Regions from separate parts of the Mus musculus genome. Here region 2 is linked to region 1. Evidence: chromatin loops called from intact Hi-C (ENCODE). Cell type or tissue: heart. All regions are shown on one strand.

Region 1 (8,000 bases):
AAGTCCCACCATCTTTACAAATTCAAACACATTAAAATTTTCATCCCTTTAAAATATCCAATCTCTTTCAAAATCAAAGTCTCTTAAAATTCAAAGTCTCTCAACTGTGGGATCCAGTAAAATACCTTACTTCAGGAGGGAAAAATCAGGTCACAGTCTCAATCAAATGAAAGTAAAATCAAACTCTAACCATAAAATGTCGGGGATCCACTCATGATATTCTGGGCTCCTCCAAAGGGCTTGAGTCACGTCTCCAGTTCTGCCCTCTGTAGCACACAGCCTGGTTCCAAGGTTCTGGCTGGCTCCACTCCCCTACTGCTGTTGTTCTTGGTGGTCGTCCCGTGGTACTGGCATCTCTAACACTGCTTGGATCTTCTGCTACAACTGGTCTGCATTTTCACCAGTAGCCTCTCATAGGCTCTCTTCATGGTGCCAAGCCTCAGCTTTCTTGCATGACTCCCTTAGTCCTGTGCCATCAACCACCACTGTGGCTGCACCTTCACCAATGGCCTCTCCTGACCTCTCCCAGTGCTGAGCCTCAGCTGCTCTTCATGACCTCTTCACGCCTTCAAAACCAGCACCACCGGCGTGACTCTTATACATTACCAAGTCCAGCTGCAGCACAAGGTACAACCTTGGCTGTCTCTGGAACACAGATTCTCTGTGCTCTCAGAGCTGTTCCAGCAAGACCCCACTACCCTGGCACTAACTGGTCTTAGTTAGGGTCGCTACTGCTGTGTTAAATCATTACAGCCAAAAACCATGTTGGGGAGTAAAGGATTGATTTGGCTTATACATCCAGATTATAATCCATCATTGGAGGACGTCAGGACAGGAACTCAAACAGGACTGGAACCTGGAGGCAGGAGCCGATGCAGAGGCCATGGAGGGGTGCTGCTTACTGGCTTGCTCCCCATGGCTTGCTCAGCCTGCTTTCTTACAGAACCCAGATCACCAGCCCAGGGATGATATCACCCACAATGGGCTGTGCCCTCCCCCATTGATCACTAATTGAGAAAATGCCTTTCAGCTGGATCTCATGGAGGTATTTCCTCAACTGAGGCGCCTTTCTCTCTGATGACTCTAGCTTGTGTCAAGTTGACACAAAACCAGCCAGTCCTCATGCCCTCGATGATTGAACCATCCCCCCACCCAGCCCAAATTTAAGTCTTTGTTCTATGACCTCAAATGGCTTCTGAGGCCCTCTAGTGAGATTTACGTTTAGCTATTGTATGTTTCAACTACAAAATTTCTATTTGGTGCCTAAAAGCAACTTCTCTGTCTTTATTTAAATTACTGACTTGGTGAGGCACTATTCTGATCCTTTCTTTTCATTCTTTAGACATTATTTCCTTGAATTGTTTGAATAATTTATACAAGCTTATTTAGAGTCTTCATCTAAAAATTCAATGTATGACTTCTGTAGTACTCTCCATTGATCATGTGCCCCCTCCCGAATTTACCATATTTTAATGTTTCTTTGTTTGTCTCATGAAACACTGGAGTAGGTAATACAATGTGGAGCAACGGCAACTACACAGATCCTTCCACTTTCAGAGCTCCTTTTAAAACATTTATTTTTTATTACATGTGTTGGGTGTTTTGCCTGCATGCATATATGTGTACATGTGCACCGGCAGAGGCCAGGAGAGGGCATTACATCCATGGAAGTGTAGTTAGAGTCGGGAACTGAACTCAGGTCCTCTGTATGAGCAGCCAGTGCCCTTAACCACTGAGCCGTCTTTCTAGGGCTTCTTATTGCTACTGCTGATTTTGTGGCTGCTGCTGCTGTCTGTGTCTTGTGGCCCCAGTAGATTACTGAGGTAGTCTGTACTTCCTGTAGTGAAGGCCACAGGAGATTCTGCTGGCTCCACTCAGCTGTCAGCTAATGAGACAGTGATTGCTTTGAGTGTGGTGAGCCCGCAGGTCCTTTATAGTTGTCCAGAGGCTCTGTGTGGCCTGAGGTGTGTCTTTTGCTTAAGCTTTCCCCTTTTGCTTGTGAAAAGTTTCATAGAAACATATGGCTTACACACATACACTCACTCACTTACTCACTCACTCACAGACACACTCATACTCACACACAAATACACACACTCACATTCACACTCTTATACACACTCATATACACATACACACATTCATTCACACACACACTCTTTCTCTCTCTCTCTCTTTCTTACACACACACAGACACACACACACACACACTCACATACAGAGGCATGGCACCTTTCTGCAAATCATGACTTTTTAGATCCCCAGATGATGTCAAAGCTTTTTCTTCATCATAAATTTTTGGCCAACCTTGTTTGTATCAATGTTTTCCCATGTAACTTTATAAATATTATTTCTAATAATGTTATTAGATTTTTATATTAAATTTTAATTTGTATGTGTTTTGCCCATGTGTATGTATGTGCGCTGCTGTCATGCCTGGTCCACGCACAGGTCAGGAGAGGACAATGGGTCCCCAGACCTTGAGTTGAGATGGTTATGAATCCCCATGGTGCTTTCTGACACTCGGAACCCAGTCAGGTTCCGCACCAACACAGATGTTGGCTCTCTGCTCTCAGCGTCTTCCTTCTATCGTGAGGGGCTTCCATCCACCTCTGTAACTCTGTTTAAAATAAAGGATATGCCAAAGTGTCTGCAAATGTGTTCTTATTTAAAACCAAGCAGAGATGACTTTGATGTGTTTGACGCTGACGGCTCAAAGTGAGCCTGCTTTGCTCTCTCTTTTGGTTGATGAGACAGATCCCCTTTCTCTTCCTCGCACTATACCGGCTCTTGCTGCAAGAAGGAATTCACACAAAACATCTCAACCTGGCTTTCTTCTGATACTCACGGAGGCATCGCAGGCTGACACTTGCCCTTCTCCTCTGTGATTCTAAGACCTGGGGTCAGTGAGTGACTGTGCATGGAGAAACACCTACAGATAGACTCGGGTGGGACCCATGGAGGTGTCATTTTAACAGTACAAAAGAGCCAAGGTTCTCTTCCTCAGTGCAGCCCTTCTCAGACCACACACAGCAGGAGAGCCAGATGCCGCACCTCTGCCAAGTCTCCACGCTGCTTGGCAAGGAGCGTGGCCAGCAGCCAATGGGGCAAGGGGCAGAGGGGAGAACATTCTGAGTCGGCTTTACAGAGTCACAGTTTCAACTTAGTCAAAAGTGGACTCTTTAATAATATAGAGCCTTTAAGCAGCCAAAGGCTTAAAGTCTAGCATAAAGCAGATTCTCACAGCTGGAAGGTAAATCCCCAGAAGACAGCCCTCACCATGGAAACGCTGACACAGCCTTCCAGTCCCTCTCGGGAATTAAACCCCTCATTTCAATGTTTTTCTTTATTTTGAGCTGGAATCACATACAAGTCTAGGAATGCAACTCGTTCTGATAGGAAACTAAATGCTGCCCCCTGTCAGGACCCAGAGGGAAGTGTCCTCTCACTACAATAGTGCACAGTCAGGTTTAGACAATCATGGACCCAGGAAAGAAAATCCTGCAAGGTTTTTCCCTGGGAAAAATGAAGAAGGGAAGGGAAAGGAAGGGAGAGGAGGGGGAGGGAGGGGAGGGAAAGAGAGGAGAAGGGGAAGGGGAAGAGAGAAAGGGAAGGGGAGGGGAGGGAAGAGAAAGGGGGAAGGAAGGGAGAGAAGGAAGGGGAGGAGAGGGAGAGAAAAAGAAGAAAAGGGAAGGGAAGGGAGGGGAGGGGAGGGGAGAGGAGAGAAGGAAAAGAAGAAGGGAACCGGAGGGGAAAAAAAGGAAGAAGAGGGGAGACATGATATTAAAAGAACAGCCACTGTGAGCAACTGGGGCTGAGTCCTTGGAGGAATTCTGGAAGCAGCGTAGGCTCCTTCCATAAAAACCCCACAAGAGGAGTTTCCAGAGTATGCTTTGCTGAGAAGCAGCCCAGAGAGTGAAACTCAGAACAGAGGTTAGAGGTTAGAGGTTAGAGGTTAGAGGTTAGAGGTTAGAGGTTAGAGGTTAGAGGTTAGAGGTTAGAGGGGAGGCTGGTAATGTCACCCAAAGGTCAGAGGACACAGCAACAGAAGGGCTCTGGGCAGGGAAGGGATCCAGCTGACTTTGCTGAGGTCGTCTTAAGCTCCTCTTGTCAAGCACCCAGCATCCCACAGCTCTTGCCTGGTATTGGTTCTTTCCCGACTTACCTTCGTGAATCTTAATACGCTGTTATTTGTGATGGAAGAGCATAGCATGTAAAAGAATCAGAAAGCTTATGTCCTAGTTTGCTTTCTGTGGCTGTTATAAAACACTGACCAAAATCAACTTGATTTTGGAAAGAAACTTGAAAAGGAGAGAAAAATGTTTATTCCATCTTACAATCCCAGCTAACGTGTCATCAGGAAGCCAGGCGCTCAGGGCAGGACCTGAAGCGGAGACCACAGGGGATGCTGTGTACTGACTTCCTCCATAAGCTCATGAAGATTTGAGCTCTCAGTGGCCTCCCCTAGCCCAAGGCTCTGAAATGGCCTATCACGACGATACCCCACTCTCTGATACCAATTTCTGTCCCAGTTTGCTTTTTGTTGCTGGGATAAAATATGGATAAAAAGTAAACAGGAGGGAAAAGGGTTTGTTTGCCTTACAGGTTATATCCAGTCCACCAGACCAGGGAAGAAATTGAAGCAGGGCCCATGGAGAAATGATTGCTTACTGGCTTGCTCTCTATGGATTTCTCGGCTGCTTTTCACACAGCCCAGACCTAACTGCATAGGGATGGCACTGCCCACTGTGCTGGACCCTCTCACCCCAACTAGCAATCAAGAAATTGCCCACAGACAAGCCAAAGGCACCTGCCTTTGATGGAGGCAATTCCTCAACAAAGTTCCTTCTTCCCAGGTGACTCTAGTTTGTGTCAAGTTGTCAAAAATTAACTAGTGCAACCTCAAATAAGCAGAAAGCCCGTGCAACCTCAAACAAGCAGAGAAGGAAGCAGAGTCCCAGAGGCACAACTCCTGTGCCTTTGGTCCTGTGTGTGCCATCCCTTTGTAAGGACTTCATGATCAGGGTCAACCTATGTTTCCTGAACGGCACTGTTCTGTGACTCCTCATTCTAAGTAGCAGGTTTTATAAACACACACACACACACACACACACACACACACACACACACACACTTTATCTAACAAAGGCCAAAGAATCTTGAATTATTTCCAAACCTTCTCTAGCATCTGTTGGACATTTACAGGGAGTGGCAGGCCATGACAGTAAGTAAATTGGTGAGGAGAGGGGAAAAAATTAAACTTGGAAAATACTTGTTATTTTTAAAAATATGAGGACTAAATAATCCCAAAAGTCAGAGAGTTTTACTTTGAAGGTGAGCCTAGAAGTGGCATTAATATTCCTGTGGGCACTGGCAAAGCAAATGCACAAAGGTGAGAGGGTTTGTTTTGTTTGTTTGTTTGTTTGAATCTGATTGCTTTTGAGATGGTTCTGACTATGAGCCCAGACTGGATTGGACTCATAACCCTCCTGCCTCCACCTCCTGAGTATGGGATTATAGGTGCGAGTCAAATATTTTTTTTAACATCCCCTCTCCTCTTGCAAATCTGGGCACAAAGCAGAGTAGAGGATTCTGTGTCTTGTGTAAGCTTTGACTAAGAGACGGCACTGGGAGGCCTCCTACCTAGAAAACAACTTGGCTTCCTCAGGCAATGTGTTATCAATGGCCTGCAGGAGGACCCAGCCATGTTGAGGGCTCGCAGTAGCTCTAGGAAGAGAGTTCAAATCCTTCTCATTGACCTTGGAGCACTCAAAGAAGGAAGTGCCACAGATACGTGAAGCTAAGAAGAGGTAGGTGACAAGCCATGTGGCACTCATAGAATAGAATAAACGGGTTAATTAAGTTACACAGCAGTGGAGGAATAAGTCCACGCTTTCTTAGACGTTTATTCACAAGTAATACTCGGTCATTTTTTTCAAGAACTGGGGCGTTGGTAGAAAAGCCCGAGGCTACATCACTGCACAGGGATTGCCAGCCTCATGACACCGGCCTCACAAGCTTCCAGACCTGGGATTTCAAGTGTGAGAAGATAAAAGTTCCCTGCCCTGAGTTTGACTTCTGAGGTCCCACGCTGTCTGAAGAGGGGAGCGTCAGACACAACCTACACCTTCTTTTCAAGGCAATGGCGGGCGGTCTCGGACCACAGGCGTCTGCTCCTTTGGCTCCCATAGGAAGAGACACACAGTCCTCGGGTCCCCAACAGTATGGCAGCGACCCCAAGCTGATTTTACAGGTTTCGTGTTTGCCCTGTAGTTTCCAATGTCACTGTAAGCATTGTCCTTGAGTTAAGGGGAGAACAGGGAAGGGGTTACACAATGGAGCAGGCATTCAAAATGTTGCCCTATATCATTGGCTGGAAGTCAGTCACATGACCATCTCTCTCGCCAGCCTAGCAGGAAGGAAGGAAAGAGCAGAGAGCCTAGTGAGTGAGTCGTCATTGCCTCTCTCCCGGATTTCACGGCTGTCTTGGAGACCTGACGATGCTCATCAGTTATTCTTTCTTTCAATAAATGTGTCCCTTGCCTCACTCCGTCTTCCAGCCAATCTCCATACTCGTGGCCTCCATTGCTTGGCCCTTCACACAGCACACAGCTAATGGTCATTCCATTGCGCCAATGCTGTACTTACAGAGCTGGGCCTTGGGTACAGACTTGTAATAGTAATCACTTGCGGGTTGCGAGGACAGGCAGAGAGGTTCCAGGTTCCAGGCCTGCCTGGCAGCAGTGACTTCAAACCTAGTCTGGATAGATATGTAAGCCCTTGCCTCAAATCATTAATAGCTTGTGTGTAGTAGAGCACTTGCCTGGCCTTAAGTGTAACCCCCAATATTGAAAGAAAGAAAACTTTGCTCTGTGGACTTTTACAACCCAATAGGCACAACCTGAAAACCCCAAATCAGCATTTAGACACAGGAAGCTCATGTCCCCTCCCTCCTGGCTTCCACCAACTCCTGCCATTCTAGGGACTCTGTCCAGAAGAGAACATATTCTCACTTGACTTGGTGTCAGCCTGACATGATGGCACATCTTGGGAAGAGAGACACAGAAATAGGGTCTGGTTCTATCTTTGGCACAGCGTGTGAAGATTTCAGGCACTTGAAGCTAGCTGAGCCCATGGCCGAGAACAGACCATAGCTCCCGAGGTCGGGGTGGATGCTCAGGTCTCACGCTGTGTTGAGACTTCTTTGGTCACTAACATGTGTAGAACTGAGTGGCTTGGCTTTTCTCAGGTACTCCTGTCTTGCTTCTCTCTCCCCGTGCACCCTGGGACCTGGAAATATCAATGATCGGAAGTGTGCCTGAGATACTGGGAAGCTGGTCCCTCTACTGATCTGTCAATGCCGCTTGTGTTTACTTATTTTTATTGCCATCTTCATGAAAGCATGAGTGTACTTTGAGCACATCCCACCTTTTGGTCCCCCCAGGCCTAGATAGCTCTGTTTCTCCTTCCATGTCATCTGTTTATATGAATTTATGTATCTATATAACCTTTAGGACCCACAGAGAACATGTCACATTTGTCTTTCTGATACTGAATCAATTTGCTTAGTATGATTATGTCCAGTTGCAGACAGTTCCCTGTTCTTTCTGAGCTCAGAGTCTTTGGAATTTGTCCCGTTTGGGAGGGTGAACAGTTGCAACGCAGAGTCAGGGACAAGTTTCTGCAATGCCGCAGTTGAACACAAGGGTGCGCTCTCAGAGGCTTCCCGGGCACACTAGGCCACCTATGGCTGTGGGTGGAACAGGACTCTCAAATCCACTAACGTGATTTAAGACACATAGTGATTCCCTCTCCTTCCTGGGCCTCGGGTCCTTGAGTTGGAAGATGCAGTGTGCTTGCAAACTTCGACTCGGTGTTAGGTTGGATAATCAGACTCAGCCAGTTTGGAGGAAAGAACCTGGTGCCAAGGTGCAGTTCCACGATGTGCCAGCAGAGGGAAGCAGGCAGTAACCAGCAGGTGCAATCAGCATCCATAGTTC
Region 2 (8,000 bases), 230 kb before region 1:
TATGGGAGAAGTAAGTTATAGGATGCACTCGCCCCCTACTGGTTAGAAATGGAACTGCGGGTCATCTATGTAGTATGCTAAGAGAGGAGGACGGGTTTTTCCTAGTTTCAGTCATAATATAGTCAGCTCTCGGAAGACAGCTGTTCAGGATTTACTCACTTTAACTCTTTGTTGAATGTGTTGCCCCCTCTCTAGAGCAGGGTGGGCCACGATGTAGATTGCTGTGTCCTGTGGTTACTGTGGAGTCTGTCACTGAGCCACCACTTAGAGCACCCACCCTGTCCTCAGCGGGATCGAGGTGTGTCAGCCTGCCCTGCAGAGACAAGGGTTTGGAGTGAGCAGGGTTTGCTGCCACCTGTAACGGTGAGATCCGAGGGGGACTGCTTGTGTGAGAGAGTGAGCACAGAGTCCTTGTGACGGGAGACGGGTGTGATCTGACTGGTGTGACAGTGCCAGCCCTGTCACCATCAGTTCTTCACCAGGTCATCACAGCAGAGATGTCTGAGTCAGAGTGTAGCTGAGTGACCACCTAAGGCTCCCTTCTCTGAGCTCTGTGAATTTCTCCTTTCAGCATTAGTGCGAGTGCCCGTGCTGGCCATGGCGTGTCTCCCCAGCCCACGTCTTGATGGTTGACTGTGTCACAGTTTGCTCTCATATTAGTTTCCTGCTCCCCTTTCTTTTTCTTCCCTGCTGGGTTTGCTTCCACACCTCAGTCCAACCTTCCCTGCCCCGACTCACCCCTCCTTGTTGTTGGTTCTGACTCTGTCCAGGCCCTCAGCATTGGCTGGAGCCAGGGTCCCGCTGTTTCTCATCTGTGCTCTGCAGAGTGTCAGTTACGTGTCAGTCTTGTGTCAAACATTACATCACTAAGTGTGCTGTAGCTGTTCTCTGCTACTTCATGGGTTCTTTCGTCCACCCTTCTCTGCCCATTTTCCATTCCATCAACCCTAAACACTAGAGAAGAGAGAAAAAAAGAATAGGGAGGGAAGGAAAGAGGTACTTGAATAGTCAGGGGTCTGAAAGGGGAACTGTGTTATCATTAGACTACTTTTTGCTGATGAGGGGCATCGAGTTCCTTGTCGAAAGTTAGAACTTCGCAGTAAGAATATCTAATTATTTCCCTCCTTCTCTTCCCCTCTCCTTTTTTCTTCTTTCTTCTTTGTGGAAGGCTACTTAAACTGCAACCACCCCCAAACAAACAATCAGCAACCCACCCCGGCTCTCTGGACCCTAGCATTTATATACTCTCTGAAAAATTCCCAGAATTCCAAGCATTGCACCCCATGGGATGCAGCTGGCAGAATCACGCCTCTGCTAGAGCCTGAGGCAAATCATAATCAGCTGCTATGAAGAAACCCCATATCCCCAGACCTAGGATTAAAACAAAAACATATTCTTACAATGTTTCTGTTGTTTTTAAAGAACCCCAATTTCCAGATTTCTGACTATAGTATGCAGTTTAGCAGTTCTCACCTGGGCGCTTACAACCAGTCCCCACTAGGCTTGCTGTGTTCCAGCTGCCTCTTTTTGCCCCACAGTAATGCACAATAACTTTACTGACTGGATTTAGTGACACACACTCCTGGGTGTGTCTGTGAGTGTGTCTCCAGACATGGGATCGGGAGGGCCCTGCTGTAAACAGTAGGTTTGCAATGCAATGGCATTACTGGGCAGTGGTGAAAGGTTGGAGATGAGGCCAATTTAGTGCAGATAGGTTCCTGGAGTCACGTGATAGGTTGTTCTGGTTTCTTCCTGTGTGACCTTTCTCTCTGCTTCCTGTTCACCAAGAAGTAGAGAGTAGCTTCTACCTCATGTTCCTGCCGCCAGGCTGTTCTGCCCAAGCAAACGGAGTGAGGCAGCCATGAACTAAACCCTCTAAACCATGAGCCAAAGCAAAGCCCTGCTCCCTTAACCCCTTCACCTCAGGCGTGTTAACAGCCCCACGGAAGTGATGGCGCACCCACACTGTCTGCTCATGGTGCTGTTCTCCCGGGATGATATTCTAACCACGTCTGTCCTCTGTGATGGGAAAGGCTCTCAGTGGTTCCCCTTTGCCTTCCACCTGCCCTGGTTCCTGCTCTACCATAGGACACCTGGTGCCCTTTGTGCAGCTAGCAGGACGCTCACACAACTGTCTAATCTCCATTGTTTCCTCTCCAAGATGGAGCTCCCCAGGCCTGCTCAAGGACCAAAGCTCCCCAGGGGCTGACAGGCGTGTGCCAAGTCACTTCATGAATGGTTTCTAGTGATGAAACAGTTCTTACTAAGAATTTGTACAAGGGCAAATAAATCACAGGGTTTTTTTCCTCCCTCCGTGTTCTTTGTGATAGTTATCTGAGAAAGAATTTCAGAGTGGTAATTGGTAAGCTTGCTGACTGTACTTTTTGGAAGAATATTAAGAAAACCTCTAGGCAAAAATCTTAAAATTCTATTATTTGTAAGAATACCCTGTAAATTTAGAACATGTTTAGTGGAGCTGGAGAGATGGCTCAGAGGTTAAGATCACATCACTATTGCAGAGGATCCAAGTGCAGCTCCCAGCACCCGCACTGGACAGCCCTGGGACACCTCTGCTTGTTTTGATAAATTGAAGTACCTGCAGAAGGATTAGCTACTTGGAATTTGCCAGCTGACGCTGTCCTTTTCAGAAATGCAGATCATTGTGGTTGGCTTTATTAAACTCTGATAATTTAATTGCAAGCTTGGCCAGGAAGAGCCAACAGTCAACTGTTCATGGTGTCCACTTCCCAGGGGGGTTGTTGTTGTTGTTTGTTTGTTTTTGTTTTTTGTCTTACATGTGTTGGGTTCTAGCTCTTCTATTTGTGTCCTTTTGGATGGAATCATGAGCTAGATTTTCCCCTAACATTTGTGCTTTGGTTTTGAGTCAGGGTTGTGAGCTAGCCCACAGGTGTGAGTCACCACACCCAGCCCGTCTTCCTACTTCTGTTTTTTTTATCCTTGCTGGTCATTTTTTATGTTTTCTAGTCTTACTCTAGGCTGCCCCCATCTTCAGTTTTTTATCCAGTTAAAATGCTCTGTGTTCTGTGGTTGGCTTAAAGGCAGGCAGGGCGGGTTCTTCCATCAGATGCATATTTATTTTATGCTTAAGACGTACCAGGTGTTAAGAAGATATGATCCTAGCTTTGGAAGCATCTGCAGAACTGCCTAAGAGAGAAATTCCAGTGTGGTAGGAGGCCTTTCTCTAACCTCATCTCTAGATGGCGCTGATCCCCGTGCCCACTAGAGGGTGCTGGTATAGCAGCTCTCCCAGCTTCTAGATGTAGATGGGATGTAGGGTCTAGGGACAGAGTCTGCTTGCTAAATGCTTATGAAAAGAGATACCACCACCAAAACATATTTGGTTTTGCATGGCATTTTTGTTACTTTAATTGATATAATTTAATGAAATGAAATGAAAACTGATGAAAGCATGTGCTAAAGTAGAAGAGCCATCGCTGCAGTGAGAGCCTTTGGGTAAAGTAGAGCTGTCACTGCAGTGAGAACCTTTGGAAGGACTCCACAAAGACAGACTGCCATCAGACAGGATAAGGAAATGACAGTTAAAGTGATGAGAGGGAAGCCATAAAAACCTGGGCACACTCTCCTATGGCTTCACACTGCTGCCAAGTGTCTGTCAAGGTTTTACTCTTGAAGCCTTGGATTTCCAGTCACCACCATGGGGGTTGTAATGGTTAGTGTTGACTGCTATCCAGCTGGTATTTAGAATCACCTCTGTGTCCAGAAAGGTACAATTGAAGGAGGACCCTCCCCCTCCCCCTCCCTTCCCCCAGTGTGGGCGGTGCCTTGGAGGGCTAGGGTCCCAGCCTGAATAAAAAGGGGAAAGGAGGCAGCCACTGAGCAGCCACATTCCTTCAGCTGCCAGCGCCCCCTCATCCTGCCATGGCTTCCCTGCATGATGAGCTGCACTCCAGACTCAACAAGACACTTCCTCGTGCATGTACCCCACAATGCAGAATATGAAGAACCTTGTGTCCTTGTGTCATCTGAATGGGCTTCCTGGGGACTGCTGTCTTAAGGGTTGGCCTTTAGTCTCTGTGAATGGCAGATGTTTGTTTTGTTGACAACCCAGAGACCTCTCAACACTTATGATTAGAGCACACTCTTTTTTAAAGTAACATTTTGATGACAATTTTTTAGATTATTTTGCATTTTTAAGGTATTATGGTGGTTAACATATTTCTTGCCCTAAAATATAGGCAAAGGCAAGCCCCTCACTTTGGAAGTGATATTTTTTTATTCACAGTAGCATGGTTTCAGAAAATATACTAAGGTGGGGTAAGAATGTAAGCACTGGGAAGCTCACAGCCCAGAGTGTCTGAGTCCTGCTGTGAAGCAGGAGAGCAGGGTGGACCCTCAAGGAATCATACACTGTGGAGAGCATGGTGGTCTAGCTCTGAGGACGCTCACCAGTCACTGCCTCTTCTCAGCCTGTTCTGGGCAGTTCTTTCTCCCCCTCCCTCCCTTCTTCCCTCCCTTCCCTTCCCTCCTCTCCTTCCCTTCCCCTTTCTCCCTCCCTCCCTCCCTTTCTCCCTTTCCCCCTCTTCCTCTCTCCCTTCCTCCCTCCCTTCCCCTCTTCCTCCCTCCCCCCTCCCTCTTTCCTTGTGCTCTTGCTCTCAGCAACAGGAGAACCTGCAGCTCCTGCTGAGCTTCCTTGTTTACATAAGGATATCTCCCACCTTCCACAGCTCCCCAGGTCTGTCTGCTTCCCTTTGCCGAATTCTTTGGCAGCTCCGACTATGGTCCCAGCTCTTGGCACCTGCCACCCATGTGTTCCTGCAGCGCTGCAGAGCAGCTGGAGTAACCAGTGATACAGGAATGCTCTGCAGAACAGCGATTTCCTGTTCAGCCTCTGCCCTCGTGCAACCAGATCTCATCACAACCCTGGCTGAGGGTCTGTTCTAGAGGAGAGGAGACAACCATTCGTCCCTCTTCAGGAGGTGGCGGCACTTCAGAGTGACCATTGCAGGGCTCATTTTTTTGAGTTTTTTACCTTGGTTTAAATGTTCTTTCAGTGTTTAAGATGTTGGTTGGGGTCTGGTCAGGCACTGCCTCAGCGGCTCATGTTTCTGTTACATCACCATGTTGGATTTGCTTTCTTTGCTGAGCCTCTGTCACTCTGTCACTCTGTCACTCTGTCACTCTGTCCCTTCAGCAGATCGATTGCTCAGTAGCTTCAGAGGGGCTTTGGCTTCTTTTGTGGACCCCAAGGTGCCATGATGCAGACAGGACCAGAAGTTAGTAGACTGGCATTATGTGTAAAATGCAGCTGCCTGTATCTGTCCCTGGCTAATAAACACTTTCCCAGGGACGGGCATACATTCAGAGTTGTAAAGATGAATTACAGCTTTCTAACATTGTTAAGTGCCAAGAGGGGCAAAGGGTCTGAGTTTTTCGTTTTACATATATTGGGTAAAAGAAAAAAAAATGAATGTTTCAACTGAAGGTGTGTGCGCCTTTGTGTGAGTATAACATACTTGCGTGTGTGTATGTGTGTGTGTGTGTGTGTGTGTGTGTTGTAAGTTGGGCTCAAGCTGAGCCTCAAAGTCAAGACTGCCTCTGACAGATCGGGCGCAGGTGGATGATGAGCTGCAAAAGATACAGACACTGCTGTCCTTAAGCCACGGGCACTCATGCCTGGGTGACCACACAGGCTTCCCTTGCTCTTTCCATATCAAAGCCTCACGCAGAAGCTAATTGGTACCATCTGTGCTGATAATGAAGTCTATGATGTGGCTACCGGTGCGAGGAACTTGCTGAAGGGGTTTCACAGTCAGGGTGAGATGGGAGCAGGGAGAGTAGTTTTGTGGAGGTTCAGTGCTAACCAGCCATAGAAAGGGAACTGAAAGAAAGAGCAGCCAGGTGCCACCCCACGCTGAGTGCGTGCTCAGTAAGATGTGTGACAGAGTGCTCACATCCCCATGTGTTAAAGTTCCCCTGAGACTGCTGGAATATTCATCCTGCCCAAAGTGGGTGCCTCCTCTTTCAGTGCTTCTGTCCTCTGCCTCTCTGCCTCTCTGTCTCTCTGTCTCACACTCACACTCACACACATACTTACATACACTACACACACACACACACACACACACACACACAGAAGCACTCAAGCATGTGTACAAATTCACAAGTGAGAATAACAGGAGGTGTTAGTTGGTCATTTTATCCTGAGAGGAAGGACAGATCCTAGGCATTCCTCCTCAGCTCTCCTGTATTGCACACATCTTAGTCAAGGTTTTTAGAGAAACTGTGCTCCTCCAGGGGAATCGGTGTGAGAGTGCACATGCATGTGTGTGAGGCACATGCATGGCATAGCACATGTGTGGCTGTCAGACAGTCACAAGTGACACTCCTCACCTTCCACCTCATTTGAGACACTCTTGTTTGCTGCTGTATACCCCACCCAGGTTTGCTGATCCGATCACTAGCTGACCTGTCTCTGCTGATAGGATTCGGGGATTACACGTGTGTGCTCCCACATCTGTCCTTAGGAGTGCTGTGGGGATTTGAACTCACATCCCCACACTTGCACAGTGGATACTTTACCCACTGAGCCAGCTCCAGCCTCTGTATTTTCATGTGGTTACCAGTAGGAAGCTTTATTGGTATCTGTCTTTTGACACCATTTCATTTTGATGTTAGTCAAAAGCATATGGAAACTAGAGAGGCATTTCCAGGGAGGAGTGTGCTTTCCGTTAATCCACGTGTGTCATCTTTGAATAGTAATGCAGTCATATGACTCAGAATTCAGAAGGCTCAAGGTCATGCATGCATTAGTGTACCAGCCACGGAGTCCCTGCTGCACAGCCCGTAAGCCCGGCTCCCTGTCAGTGCATCTGTGGGTAAAGTGCAGATAGCAAGCACAGCTAATCACAGTGGTCGCCAAGCAGGCTGCAGCGCATTTGCTTCATACTTGATTGTCTAGTAGAGATGAGAGTTTCACTGGCAGTCTCAGGGGTGTTGATGTAAAGGAATGCATATGTCAGCTGACCTGATGCTATTAAGCTTTAGAATGTACAGCCTATGGTGTTGCACAAAGCAGATCTGACCTTTTCTAAGAAGTTCTTGTACCATGAAATTGACAGGCTGAGGAAGGTGATTAGCATAGCTGCTGTCTCAAGCCTGGGCCAGTGGCACCGACAGTTTGACAAGATTGGAAAACTGAAAACTGCCTGTGGATAACAACAGACATTCTGCCTTGCTTTCACCAGCACTGGGAATGGGCTGAGGCCAGAGCCAGGGGAACATCTACTTGTGGATTTATTAGGTTAAAAAATAAGAACAAACCCTTTAGAACTGTCCGAAGACTAGCAGCTTTGGGTGGAGAATCATGTTGGGTTTTGTTTTGTTTTATTTTTTGTTTTTTGTTTTTGTTGTTGTTTCTCAGTACAACTCAGCAAGTGTTGCATTAATGAGCTCTTGGAACTTTTTTTTTTTTTTTTTGAGACAGGGTTTCTCTGTAGCCCTGGCTGTCCTGGAACTCACTTTGTAGACCAGACTGGCCTCTAACTCAGAGATCCGCCTGCCTCTGCCTCCCAAGTGCTGGGATTAAAGGCGTTCGCCACCACCCCTGCCTGGCCTGAGCTTTTGAAACTTTAAGCTTCAAGATGAAGTAACTAGGCCGTGGACCTACACTCTGACCCGCAGGCAGAGGGTGGTGATTCTTTGATCTGCCTGTCTTTCCAGCTTTTAGCCCCACCCACACTCCCTCCCTGCTGGACTTACCTCCCCCCTTGCCCAAGCTCCCTTCTTTATTTCCTTCGATAATTGAGATATTCTTTTCTTATATGAACTAGCCAGCTGCAACGCGACAGTTGCTGTCATAGCCCTCCATCTTGCTCTGTTCTTCTCAGGCCTTTGATGATAACTTGGCCTGGGAATGAGCAAAGGCATATTGAGCTGCTTTGGGCTCTGGCCCTGACCTTGCCACAGGCCATGTAGGCAGAGTGCAGAGAGTACATATCCAGTGGAATGGAGGCACGCAG

What was found. Peaks named below come from ENCODE experiments on the same cell type or tissue, not always from the same donor. Only the 100,000 strongest peaks of a DNase experiment are listed, where the experiment ranks them.
Region 2: a loop joins it to region 1, with 6 times the contacts of the local background. A loop is called at or near these places in 7 of 42 quality-filtered maps.

Annotation. Positions count from the first base shown.
Region 1 is chr9:122,014,292-122,022,291 of GRCm38, reverse strand. Gm39463 (a long non-coding RNA gene) reads right to left here. Exons shown (of 2, transcript XR_871388.3): 2 at 5,859-8,000. Among named protein-coding and RNA genes, the nearest start is that of Pomgnt2, 22 kb to the right of the region's middle. In heart, CTCF peaks have their summits at 1,639 (motif pointing right), 3,419 and 7,809; DNase peaks (open chromatin) are centred at 491, 921, 3,311 and 7,921; H3K27ac peaks cover 1,275 bases.
Region 2 is chr9:122,239,871-122,247,870 of GRCm38, reverse strand. All of the region lies in intron 11 of Ano10 (anoctamin 10), which reads left to right. Among named protein-coding and RNA genes, the nearest start is that of Mir8106, 30 kb to the left of the region's middle. In heart, CTCF peaks have their summits at 48 (motif pointing left) and 3,226 (motif pointing right); DNase peaks (open chromatin) are centred at 50 and 3,240; H3K27ac peaks cover 1,181 bases.